Linked DNA regions of Homo sapiens: region 2 is linked to region 1. Evidence: chromatin contacts called from ENCODE Hi-C or POLR2A ChIA-PET data. All regions are on one chromosome and are shown on one strand. The core of a region is the stretch at or near the end of the contact, and the rest is flanking DNA. Distances in the headings are between cores, read along the strand shown. Region 1 overlaps LINC02732 (long intergenic non-protein coding RNA 2732). Region 2 has its middle 96 kb from the start of FDX1.

The links. Hi-C counts contacts between places; a loop is a spot of excess contacts on that map. ChIA-PET counts read pairs that join two places held with the same protein, here RNA polymerase II (POLR2A). Pooled maps may share reads with other maps.
Region 2: a loop to region 1 is called in a map with no recorded cell type, with 9 times the contacts of the local background. The contact joins two enhancer-like sites. A Hi-C loop is called at or near these places in 6 of 37 single-sample maps with no recorded cell type and 4 of 50 pooled maps. POLR2A ChIA-PET finds 5 or more read pairs at or near these places in 1 of 52 experiments (PC-9).

Annotation. Positions count from the first base shown.
Region 1 is chr11:110,370,107-110,376,070 of GRCh38, reverse strand. All of the region lies in intron 2 of LINC02732 (long intergenic non-protein coding RNA 2732), which reads right to left. It overlaps LOC107984385 (a long non-coding RNA gene), which reads left to right. Exons shown (of 2, transcript XR_007062885.1): 2 at 3,902-4,287. Among named protein-coding and RNA genes, the nearest start is that of LINC02732, 18 kb to the right of the region's middle. Within about 2 kb of position 2,495, at least 3 of the 41 ENCODE cell types and tissues checked have a DNase peak (open chromatin) inside an H3K27ac peak, as active enhancers do.
Region 2 is chr11:110,523,310-110,529,138 of GRCh38, reverse strand. No RefSeq gene overlaps it. Among named protein-coding and RNA genes, the nearest start is that of FDX1, 96 kb to the right of the region's middle. Within about 2 kb of position 2,623, at least 4 of the 41 ENCODE cell types and tissues checked have a DNase peak (open chromatin) inside an H3K27ac peak, as active enhancers do.

The DNA.
Region 1 (5,964 bases), core at 1,246-3,745:
AGAGAGAATAGCTGAGCTTTGAAGAATGGAATGACCAGGATCTGAGTAGAGAGAGTGGCAGGAAGGGGAGCTGGGGCTAGGCAAGCTTGGGTTCACAGAGCTGCCCCTCTCTTATCTACCTGGTGGAGGGGGAGTAGAGATCATGATACTCCAACCCCTCTCTTCATGAACCTGGAGTAGGGAGAGTAGAAGAGAGAGGGAACAGGGGAATCTCATAAGATTGCTTGGTAGCATAACGACCTCGGCGAATTTAAAGTGGAACTGAGGTCCTTAGTCTTAGTCCATTTGTGCTGCTATAACAAAGTATCTTACACTGGGTAATTTATAAACAACAGAAATGTATTGCTCACAGTTCTGGAGGCTGGGAAGTCCAAGATAAAGTGCCAGCAGGTTCAATGTCTGGTAAGGGCTCATTGCACAGAGATGGTACCTCTTGCTGCATTCTCACATGGTAGAAGGGAGCAAACAGCCTCCTTTTAATCTCCTTTACATTATCCCATTTATGAAGGCAGTCTTCATGACTTAATCACTTCCCCCAAAGTCTCCACCTCCATGCTATGACATTGAGGATTAAGTTTCAGCCTATGATTTTGGAAAGCATACCAACATTCAGACCATAGAACCAGCCAATGAGATTGTGGGCTATTCTTCCACCATACTCAATGGGCAAAGACATGGAGTAGGGCAGAGAGCTGGATTTAACCAGGGTTGGAGTTTGGCCAAGTGAGTTTAAAGTACAATTAAAAGGACAAGGGAGTTTGGGATCTATTCAAGAGGGTGACTATGATGGACCATCCAATTTCAGTTGGATAAGGAAGTTGAGGACAGCAAGTCACAGTCACAGTCTGAGCCAATTCTCAGTGGCCAGGGCTATAGAAGGACACAGGCCATAAGAAGATAAGGAGGAACCTTGCACTGCTGGCCTCTGACAGTGAGTAGAACCCAATCTCTCTCTAAGCCAGTGACCCAATTTCCTCTGTCTTAAACAGCTCATAGTACAGCTGGCTCTTTCTCATTCTTCAGGCTGCTGTGAAATCTTCCCTGACTTCCCCAGCATAGGACACAGATCCTCCCTGCTGTTCTTAATAACACACTTTTTTTTTTATTTCTTTCAGGGCTTCTCACCATCTGGTTATTTTATTGATTTGTTTACATGTTTATTGTCTGTTTTTCCCACCAGAATGCAAGCTCCACAAGGCCAGGAATCTTTCCTGTCCAATTCACCACAGCAGCCTCAACCTGGCAGACAGTTCAGCATACAGTAAATATTCAAGAAATATTCATTTAACAAATTAGTTGATATTCTGGGTTGCTTGAAATGCTAAGCACTATACTAAGATTTTTATACACATTTTCTCATTTACCTCTCATCAGTCAAATATTTACTAGGGAAAAGCTGAAGCTTAATGAAGTTATATAATTTGCCAAAGGTCACAGAGCAAAGCCAAAATTTGAAACCCAGTCTTTCTGATTCTGAAATCCCTCTTCTCACCTTTGCAACTTTCATAAACAAATATTTTGTAAACCAAGCAACCATGCCTTATGCTAAGGTTTATACAAGAAAGCCAAAGAAAAAAGGAGGAAGGAGGAGATGCAAGAAAAGTGGCTGTGGCCCTAATTTTTGTTACGGCTATGGCATCTGTTCATGTGCAGACATTCTATAGAGTTCCAAATTAAATCTGCTTTCTGATTCTGGGTTCAAAGTTGGGTTTGGTTTGTTTGTTTGTTTGTTTTTGAGATGGAGTCTCGCTCTGTTGCCCAGGCTAGAGTGCAGTGGCGCCATCTCAGCTCACTGCAACCTCTCCCTCCTGGGTTCAAGCAATTCTGTTTTGTAATCCCAGCACTTTGGGAGGCCGAGGTGGGTGGATCATTTGAGGTCAGGAGTTCGAGACCAGCCTGGCCCACATGGTGAAACCCACCTCCACTAAAAATACAAAAATTAGCCAGGCGTGGTAACCTGCGCCTGTAGTCCCAGCTACTCAGGAGGCTGAAGCAGGAGAATCGCTTGAACCCAGCAGGTGGAGGTTGCAGTGAGCCAAGGTTGCACCACCGTACTCCAGCCTGGATGACAGAGTGACACTCTGTCTCAAACCAAAAAAAAAAAAAAAAAAAAAAAAAATTAAAGAAGGAAAAGATGCAAGATCTTTGTTTAAGAGCCACTACGTTTCCTCCTTATATCTTCTTCTTCTTTTCTTCTTGCTTTGTCAACTTCCTTTCAACACACTGCCTCCTTTCTCCTGAAGTATTTGTTTGGCATCTCCCAAAGTATAAAAGAGTCAAACTTAAAAAGGATACTAGCGGGTATGAAAGCAACAAAACAGAATATACAAAAATCTTGATCACCCATAAAGATCTAGGATATCAGAGAAATGTGTATACATGTGATCAGGAGATAGTGAGTTCAGGAGTAAAGGAGAACAAAACCAAATGATAATGACTCACATGTAAAAGAAAGGGAAGGTTGTGAAATTGTTTGCTACATTAGTACATGGGACAAAAATGTGATTGAAATTGTGTCATTCTTCTAATAACATGAATGTCACAAGTAAAACTAAAACTAGCAAGAGAATGTGAATAAAAGGCCCAGCTTGAAATCTCAAGCTTTCAGAAATAATGTTTTTCTATTTGCATCTCTTAGTACTGCTACAGAAAATGACTCATACATAGAAGGTCCAGAAAGGAACTAAATTACAGTGCTTTAAAACAAAACAATTACCCTGTCGTACTCTCAGTTGTCTTTAAATGAGCAAAAAGAAAGCTGAGATAGAAACCTCCTTATTCACAGCCTACACAGAAGCTCGTATGAAGGCAAATGGCTATTTTTGCCTCGGGGTGTGCCAGAATCAGGGTGAAAACTTGAACCATTTGCATTCTTTCAGGTTCAGTTTGAGGAGTAGCCAGACCTGTCATCCCTGGGAGGTCGGATCAGGGACCTAGCGTGCTTTGTCCTCTTACCACCCACTGCATGAATTGCAGTGACAGGCTTGAAGGCCACCAAGTGTGTCACTCCTTGTAAGACTGGGAAGGGCTGGAAAGAGTGTAAGGGTATCATTCCTTACCACATAGTCTCCCCACTCTTATTTGTCTATAGGAGTAAAGCTAAGTGCCTATGATACTCCTGCTTGGTGCCTGGAGCTGAGGTGTTCTCCTAAGGTAAAGGGTGATCCTGGAGAAGGGGCTTTCCATTCTCCATGCACAGATGGACCTGTCCATCACTCACACCCTCCAGAATCCACAGTGAGCAAAGGCAATTTCTCCAAAATTATATCTATTTTATTTTACTTTCTTTTTTTTTTTTTTTGCATTTTTGCATGTTACAGGAAAATAAATGTGTTTTAATTTTTTTATCTTAAGACCTAATCACTTTTATTTCATATCCAGGGAGAAAAGACAAAATATTTTAAAATTGGCAACCGGGCATGGTGGCTCATGTCTGTACTCCCAGCACTTTGGGAGGCCGAGATGGGCGGATCACTTGAGGTCAGGAATTCAAGACCAGCCTGGCCAACATGGCAAAACCCCATCTCTACTGAAAATACAAAAAAGAAAAAAAAATTAGCCACCTTGGATGTGGGCATCTGTAATCTCCGCTACTCAGGAGGCTAAGGCAGGAGAATCACTTGAACCCGGGAAGTGGATGTTGCAGTGAGCTGAGATTGTGCCACCGTACCCCAGCCTGGGTGACAGAGCAAGATTCCATCTCAAAAAAATAAAATAAAATAATAAAATTAAAAATTGGCATTTGGGATAACAAGGAAGCTCCATTCTGAAATAGATTCCAATTAGATCAAAGATTGAAATGCTAAAAGGAAATTGCAAGGCACTAGAGGAAAACACGGAAAGAACCCCCATTAAATATTGTAGACTGACCATATGCTTTCATCTTCTCTCCCTGTCGTAGGCTAAATAATGGCTCCCAAAGATGTGTCTACATCCTAATCTCCAGAATCTGTGAATGTTACTTTATGTGGCAAGTACGTGGCAGATGTAATTAAGTCAAGGATCTTTGGATGGTTATCCTGAATTATCTGGGTGGGCCCTAAATACAATCACAAGTGTCCTTATAGGAGAGAGGCTGAAGGAGATTTGGTACCAACAGAAGAGGAGGAGGAAATTGTGATCATGCAGAAACTGGAGTGATGGAGTCACAAGCCAAGGAATGCCAGCAGCCACCAGAAGCCGAAAGAGGCCCTGCCAACACCTTGATTTAGGCCTAATGAAACTGAGTTTAGATTTCTGGACCCCAGAACTGTGAAAGAATAAATTTCTGTTGTGTTAAGCCCCTAATTTTGTGGTAATGTGTCACAGCAGCCCTTGGAACCTAATACACTCCCCAAGCCATCACAATGACGGTTAAGGGAAGTAAAACGATAAAATTCATAAAGATAAAGAGAATAACAGAAAAGGATTTCAATAAGTGTTTGGAAGATGGAAAAGGAAAGAATGAGAAGCAACTTACTTATCAGAGTAGAGAAAATTACCTGAGAGCCTGGAGAAAGGGAAGTGAATAAGACAGAGTCAGTTCTCCCCAGAGAAGCCAGACACAGGGTCATTGAGCACCAAGCAGGGGCAGGAGTGGGGTGCAGGGCTGGCACTGGGGATAGAGTGGAAACATTAACATGGACCTTGGATCCCTGGGCCCTGACTCCTCTGACACTGGTCTTCCTGAACTAGCTGCATCCCTTCTTGTCATGCCCTCCACTCCAGTCCCTGCCCTTGACCCCACCACCACCACCTCAGCTGACACACATCAGTTCAGCTCACACTCCTTCTGTTAGAAAGAACCAGTCACAAGGTTCTTCCTGAATGCAATGGGGCTGGGAAATGCTGAGCAGTGCCAGGCACAGGCTTCCTCTAAACCACTCTGCACCAAGGAAGAAGGACATTTTTTTGATGGTCTAATACCCGTCTCTGCCACACTCTCTAAGGCAATTAATTTTAAAATTTTAGAATACTGGAAATAAAGAAAAGATACTAAAAACTTCCAGAATGAAAAACCAGGTCACATATTGCCTTATGGATCAGCAATCTGACTGGCATCAGCCTTTTCAATAGCAATACAAAATGCCAGAAGACAACAGGGCAATGCCCTCAAAATTCTGAGAGAAAATATCTTGCTAATAAAACATCTATTACACCTAGCAAGCAGCCATCCCAAAGGCAGAAGGCTGTGAAAGAACAAAAGGGAGCTATCTAGGGAGAAAAACATAACTGTTAATTATTATTATAATAATAATATATTTTTAGAGACAAGGTCTCTGTCAACCCATGCTGAGGTGCAGTGGCACAATCATAGCCCACTGCTATGGGCTGGAACTCATGGGCTCAAGTGATCCCCCCACCTCAGCCTCCCAGGTAACTAGGACTAGAGGCACATACCACCACACCCAACTTATTTTTGCTTTTATTTTTTGTAGAGGGGTCTCCTTATGTTGCCCACGCTGCTCTAGAACTCCTGGCTTCATGCAGTCCTCTTGCCTTGGCCTCCCAATGTGCTGGGATTACAGGCATAAGCCACCATGCCCAACCTTTAATAATTATTTAATGTGTTTGGGAATTTGGAGGAAAAGGATTACCAAAAGTTTGCCAAATCTCCAGTATCCTTTGAACAGAAAAAAATAGTAATTGTATGTAGAAAACTAAGCAATTTGGCCAGTGATGAAGGGGATTAGCAATTACTAATGTCAGAAAAAGCAGAAGGTTATACAAGAAAGAAGATATGATGACAAGATCCTATTTGGTTCAGTGGTGAATAATATTTAATAGTGACAAAAATGTAAACACTGACTTTTGGCTTAACTAAGTTGTTTTTTTTTTTTTTTTTGAGATGGAGTCTCACTCTGTTGCCCAGGCTGGAGTGCAGTGGCACAATCTCGGCTCACTGCAACCTCCGCCTCCTGGGTTCAAGCAATTCTCCTGCCTCAGTCCCCTGGGTGGCTGGGACTACAGGTGCATGCCACCATG
Region 2 (5,829 bases), core at 1,374-3,873, 150 kb before region 1:
TAACAACCTAACATCACACCTAGAAGAACTAGAAAAACAAGAGCAAACCAACCCCAAAGCTAGCAGAAGAAAAGAAATAACCAAAATCAGAGATGAACTGAATGAAATTGAGATGCAAAAATATACAAAAGATCAACAAAATCAAAAGTTCATTATTTGAAAGAATAAATATGATTGATAGGCCACTAGCTAGACTAACAAAGAAAAAAAGAGAAAGAGATGATCCGAATAAACACAATCAGAAATTACAAAAGGGACATTACCACTGACCCAACAGAAATACAAAAAACCCTTGGGGACTACTACAAACACATCCATGAGCAGACCAATAATGAGTTCCAAAACTGAAGCAGTAATAAAAAGCCTACCAACCAGAAATAGCCCAGGACCAGACAGATTCACAGCCCAATTCCACCAGATTTATAAAGAAGAGCTGCTACCATTCCTACAGAAACCATTCCAACAAACTGAGGAGGAGGTACTCCTTCCTAACTCATTCTATGAGGCCAGCATCATTCTGGTTCCAAAACCTGGCAGAGACACAGTGAAAAAAGAAAACTTCAGGCTAATATCCCTGATGAACATACATGCAAAAATACTCAACATAATACTAGCAAACTGAATCCAGCAGCACATAGAAAGGCTAATCTACCATGATCAAGTAGGCTTTAATTCCTGGGACACAAGTTGGTTCAACATATACGAATAAACAAATGTGATTTATCACATAAACAGAAATAAAAACAGAAACCACATGATCATCTCAACAGAAGCAGAAAAGGCTTTCAATAAATTTAATATCCCTTCATGTTAAAAACCCTCAACAAACTAGGCATTTAGGAAACATAACTCAAAATAATAAGAGCCATCTATGACAAACCCATAGCCAACATCACACTGAATGGGCAAAAGCTGGAAGCACTCCCCTTGAGAACCAGAACAAAACAAGAATGCCCATTGTCACCACTCCTATTCAACATAGTACTGGAAGTCGTGGCCATAGCAATCAGGCAAGATAAAGAAATAAAAGCCATCCAAATAGAAAGAGACAAAGTCAAACTATCTCTGTTTGTAGACAATATGATTCTATACCTAGACTTCAAACTATACTACAAGGCTGCAGTAATCAAAACAATAAGGTACTGGTACTAAAACCAACACATAGACCAATGGAACAAAGTAGAAAGCCCAAAAATAAAGCCACACCTCTACAACCATCTGAACTTCGACAAAATCAACAAAAACAAATAATGGAGAAAGGACTCCCTATACAATAAATGGTGCTGGAATAACTGGCTAGCTATATGCAGAAGATTGAAACTGGATTCCTTCCTTACACCATATACAAAAATCAACTCAAGATGAACCAAAGACTTAAATGTAAAACATAAATATAAAAACTGTGGAAAATACCCTAGGAAATAGCATTCTGGGTATAGGCTACAGAAAAGATTTTGTGACCAAGACTCCAAAAGCAATCGCAACAAAAACAAAAATGGATAAATGGGACCTAATTAAACTAAAGATCTTCTGCACAGTAAAAGAAACTACCAACAGAGTAAACAGACAACCTACAGAATGGGAGAAAATATTTGCAAAGTATGCATCTGAAAAAGGTCTCATATCAAGAATCTATAAGCTTAAATTTACAAGCAAAAAACAACCCCATTAAAGAGTGGGCAAAGAACATAAACAGAGTTTTCAAAAGAAGACAAATATGCAGCCAAAAAGCATATGAAAAAATGCCCACATTACTAATCATCAGAGAAATGCAAATCAAAACCACAATGAGATACCATTTCACACCAGTCAGAGTGGCCATTACTAAAAAGTCAGAAAATAACAGATGCTAGCGAGGTTGCAGAGAAAAGGGAATGCTCATACACTGCTGGTGGAAATGTAAATTAGTTCAGCCATTATGGAAAGCAGTTTGGAGATTTCTCAAAGAACTCAAAACAGAATTACCATTCAACTCAGCAATCCTATTATTGGGTATATACCCAAAGGAATATAAATCATTCTACCATAAAGACACATGCACATGTATGTTCACCGCAGCACTATTCACAGTGAGCAAAGACATGGAGTCAACCTATATGCCCATCAATGGTAGACTGGATAAAGAAAATGTGGTACATATACACCACGGAATACTACACAGCCATTTTTAAAAAATGAGCTCATATCCTTTGTAGCAACATGGATGGAGCTGGAGGCCATTATCCTCAGCAAACTAACAAAGAAACAGAAAACCAAATACTCCACGTTCTCACTTGTAAGTGGGAGCTAAACACTGAGTACACGTAAACACAAAGAAGGGAACAATAGATACCGGGGCCTACTTGAAGGTACAAGGTGGGAGGAGGGTGAGGATTCAACAACTGTCTATCCGGTACTCTGCTTATTACCTGGGTGATGAAATAATCTGTATACCAAACCCCTGTGACATGCAATTTACCTATATAATAAACCTGTACTTATACCCCTAAACCTAAAACAAAAGTGAAAACAAGTCACTAGAGAATTTTAGTGGGTGCCTTCTTCCCAGTTCTAACCACATAACCCCTGTCTCTGATCAGACAAGCACTGCTGGAGGCCAACACAGAAACATAGCTGGCAATGGCTCACAGGGCATTTCCCATCCAGTAATGACCTGTCTGCCTCTACTTAACTCCCAACACCACAGTGGAAAGGGCACCTGAGGGGAAAGTCAAGCCCTTTCCTGAGTTGAAAGCTCACAGCAACCATTCAATGGTTTTGTGACGTTGCACAAGTCACTTAACTTCAGCGAGCCTCAGATTCCTCATCTGCAAGTGGGAATAGTAGCATCCACCTGGGATACAACACAGTGATGTTGTGAGAGTGAAATCAAAAACAGAGAGTGGAAGATGCCTTGTAAAGAAGGGGGCTCTGTGTGCCTCTGCCAAAGCTGTTGGCAGCATCTCTGCATTGAGGCCCATTAGAAAGCATGATCTAATTGGGTGATTCAGACAGGCTTCCCAAATGCATTACAGATCATTGTTAGGAAATGCTAAGTGGTGTCTGAGAGTTCAACCAGCCCTAAAGGTTACTCTGAAAGCCTGTGAGTAAACCGCAGTTATATCACTTTGGGCTCCTGGCCACCTGGCTGTGTTGCTAGAAGTGCTTCAGGCTTGCTCTGTTCAGACTTGGTTTGACCACAAGCATATTAAATATTAAATCATGCAGAGGCAATGGCAAGGAAAATAGCTATGTCAGGTGTTAGTTACTCTGCCTTTCGTTGCTATTCATAACAGTTTCCTACGCATTTAGAATGCTCCAACTTCAAGCCTCAGGCTTAAAAGAAATGATATCAAGCCTAAAGGAACTTTGTCCTAATTTCACTGGAAATTGAAAGTAGGCCCCCAGACATTGACGCTGTGTTTCTTCATGCTCTTGACAAGGGAAGGGCTCCAGGACAGATGCAGGCCCTCTGCTCCTGGGAGAGAGGCCGCTGCCGGGATTCAGCCCCTAAGACTTCCTTCCCCATTCACAACAATGATCCCTGGTTCTTCCTCCACTCTTCAGGCCCTCACCTCTACAGCGCTGACCCTACTTCACCTAGAGCAGCACTTCATTTTTATTTATTTGTTCCTGAGACAGAGTCTCACTCTGTCACCCAGGTTGGAGTGCAGGGGCACAATCATGACTCACTGCAGCCTCAAATTCCTGGATTCAAGCAGCCCTCCTGCCTCAGCCTCCTGATTAGCTGGCACTACAAGTATGTGCCATCATGCCTGGCTAATGTTTTAAATTTTGTATGGAGATGGGGTCTCCCTATGTTGCCCAGGCTGGTCTCGAATTCCTGGGCTCAAGGGATCCTCCTGCCTTGGCCTCCCAAAGTGCTGGGATTACAAGCGTGAGTGAGCCATCACACCCAATCTACAGCAGTAATTTAATGAAGGAATGAAACAGCCTCACCAATAGAGGGACAAAGTGATAGGAGCCTTCTCCTGGCCTGCAAAAGCAGTACCCAATACCCGCTTTGGGGTAATCCTGCCCAAAGGGTTTCATCAACATTTAATCATGAGGAAGCAACCAGATAAATCTAGGATGTGGGACATTCTAAGAGACCATTGGCTTGGACTCTTCAAACATATCAATGTTAATTTCTTAAAAGGCAGGAGATGTATAGATTAAAGGAGACTAAAGAGACAATTACATGCAATGTGTGGGTGAGCCTTGATTGAATTTAGGCCCCCCCCAAAAAACAGCTCTTCGAATTCTTGGGGAACATTGGAGAAGTTTGAATATAAACTGCATAACAGATGATATTATTGAATGAAGGTTAGTTATCCTGGGCAGGGTAACGGTCATGTAGTTATGTTGGAGAATATCCTTATTCTTAAAAGATGCATTCAGGGGGAAGAGACATAGTGTCTGCAACGTTCACACATACAAACAGCTGATACTCATCACTGACATTCTATATTTGCAGATTTGCCTGCTTGCTAAAATGTATTTCAGAATTATAGCCCCCTGAATCAATATTCATAGGGCTTTGACGGTTACTTGCAGACATACAGAGTGATGAAAACTTTGAGTCATCCGATACAAACATTCTCAGATGAGGTCAAGGAAGGTTGATCAACACTCTGTCTTCTTGTTTCACACTGTAAACAAGTGTCCTTTCTGTGGTCTATTTAGTGGCACATTTTTTGCATTTTTATTTTTGTTGGTGATTTCACTACTTAAGATTGCCCCACGCACAAGGCTGAAGTGCTGTCTAGTGTTCCCATGAGCAAGAGGGCTGTGATGAACCTCATGGAGAAAACACGTGTTAGAGAAGCTTCGTTCAGACATGAGTCATAGCACTAACGGCCATATGCTCAGTGTTACTGAATCAACAATATATAATACATAAAGTGTCTTCAAACAGAAACACACACAAAACAAGCTTAATGAAAATGCCAGCAGAGGTTCTTAGCAATCTAGCCCTGTATCTCCCTTAGGAACAATGGTTCCATATTCTCTAATTCAGTGTTCACTATGACTCTCTAGAGTATAACTATACGTGAATAATGGGAATCAGTTGTGTGTGTGTACACATGTACACACATATGTACATGTCCATATATGTGTGTATTATATTCATGTACATAGTACAAATGTGGCAAGTGATGAATCTAGATAAAGGGCATATGGATGTTCACTGTTCTTTAATCTTTCTGTGAATTTAATTTTTTCAAAAAAATGTTGGTAAACACACACACATGCACAAACTTGATCTGTTAAGGGGTTGTAAGATCAATTTAGATGGTCTGACCTGCATTTTTTCAATAAAAGAGACTAGAATTGAATAGAACGTATCAGTGCTTCACATGTAATAAAATTAAGTACTTTTTATGAAACTTGTTTTCAGACAGCATGTAGATGTGTATTTATTTGCTGGATTGTGAAGTACAATGTTTTCCTTATTATGATTTATGGTTCAAAGAAATTTGAAAGTCACGAGCCTACAGGACCAAAGACATCCATCTGCCAGGTACCCTCTGTCATCTGCTCTTCTCTACAAGGTGTCTCTGCTCCAGGTCCTCCCAGCATGCATGTCCAGAGCCAGTTCTCTTCCCAGGCTGGCCCCATCGTGGGCTGTGGCTCCTCCCTCTCTGCTCTCACCCCGTCCATTATCCTCTGCTTCTCCATCACCCACCCCTTTCCACAGCTCCTTTCAGGCACCTATAGTCATGCTGTAGTCTCATGCTATCACTCCTGGGGCCAAGAGACCCTTTGCTATAGGGCTCCACTAACCTATTACTCAGCCATCATCAAGCCCTTGTGCTTATCTCTGATCAGTGCAACATGGAGACAGAT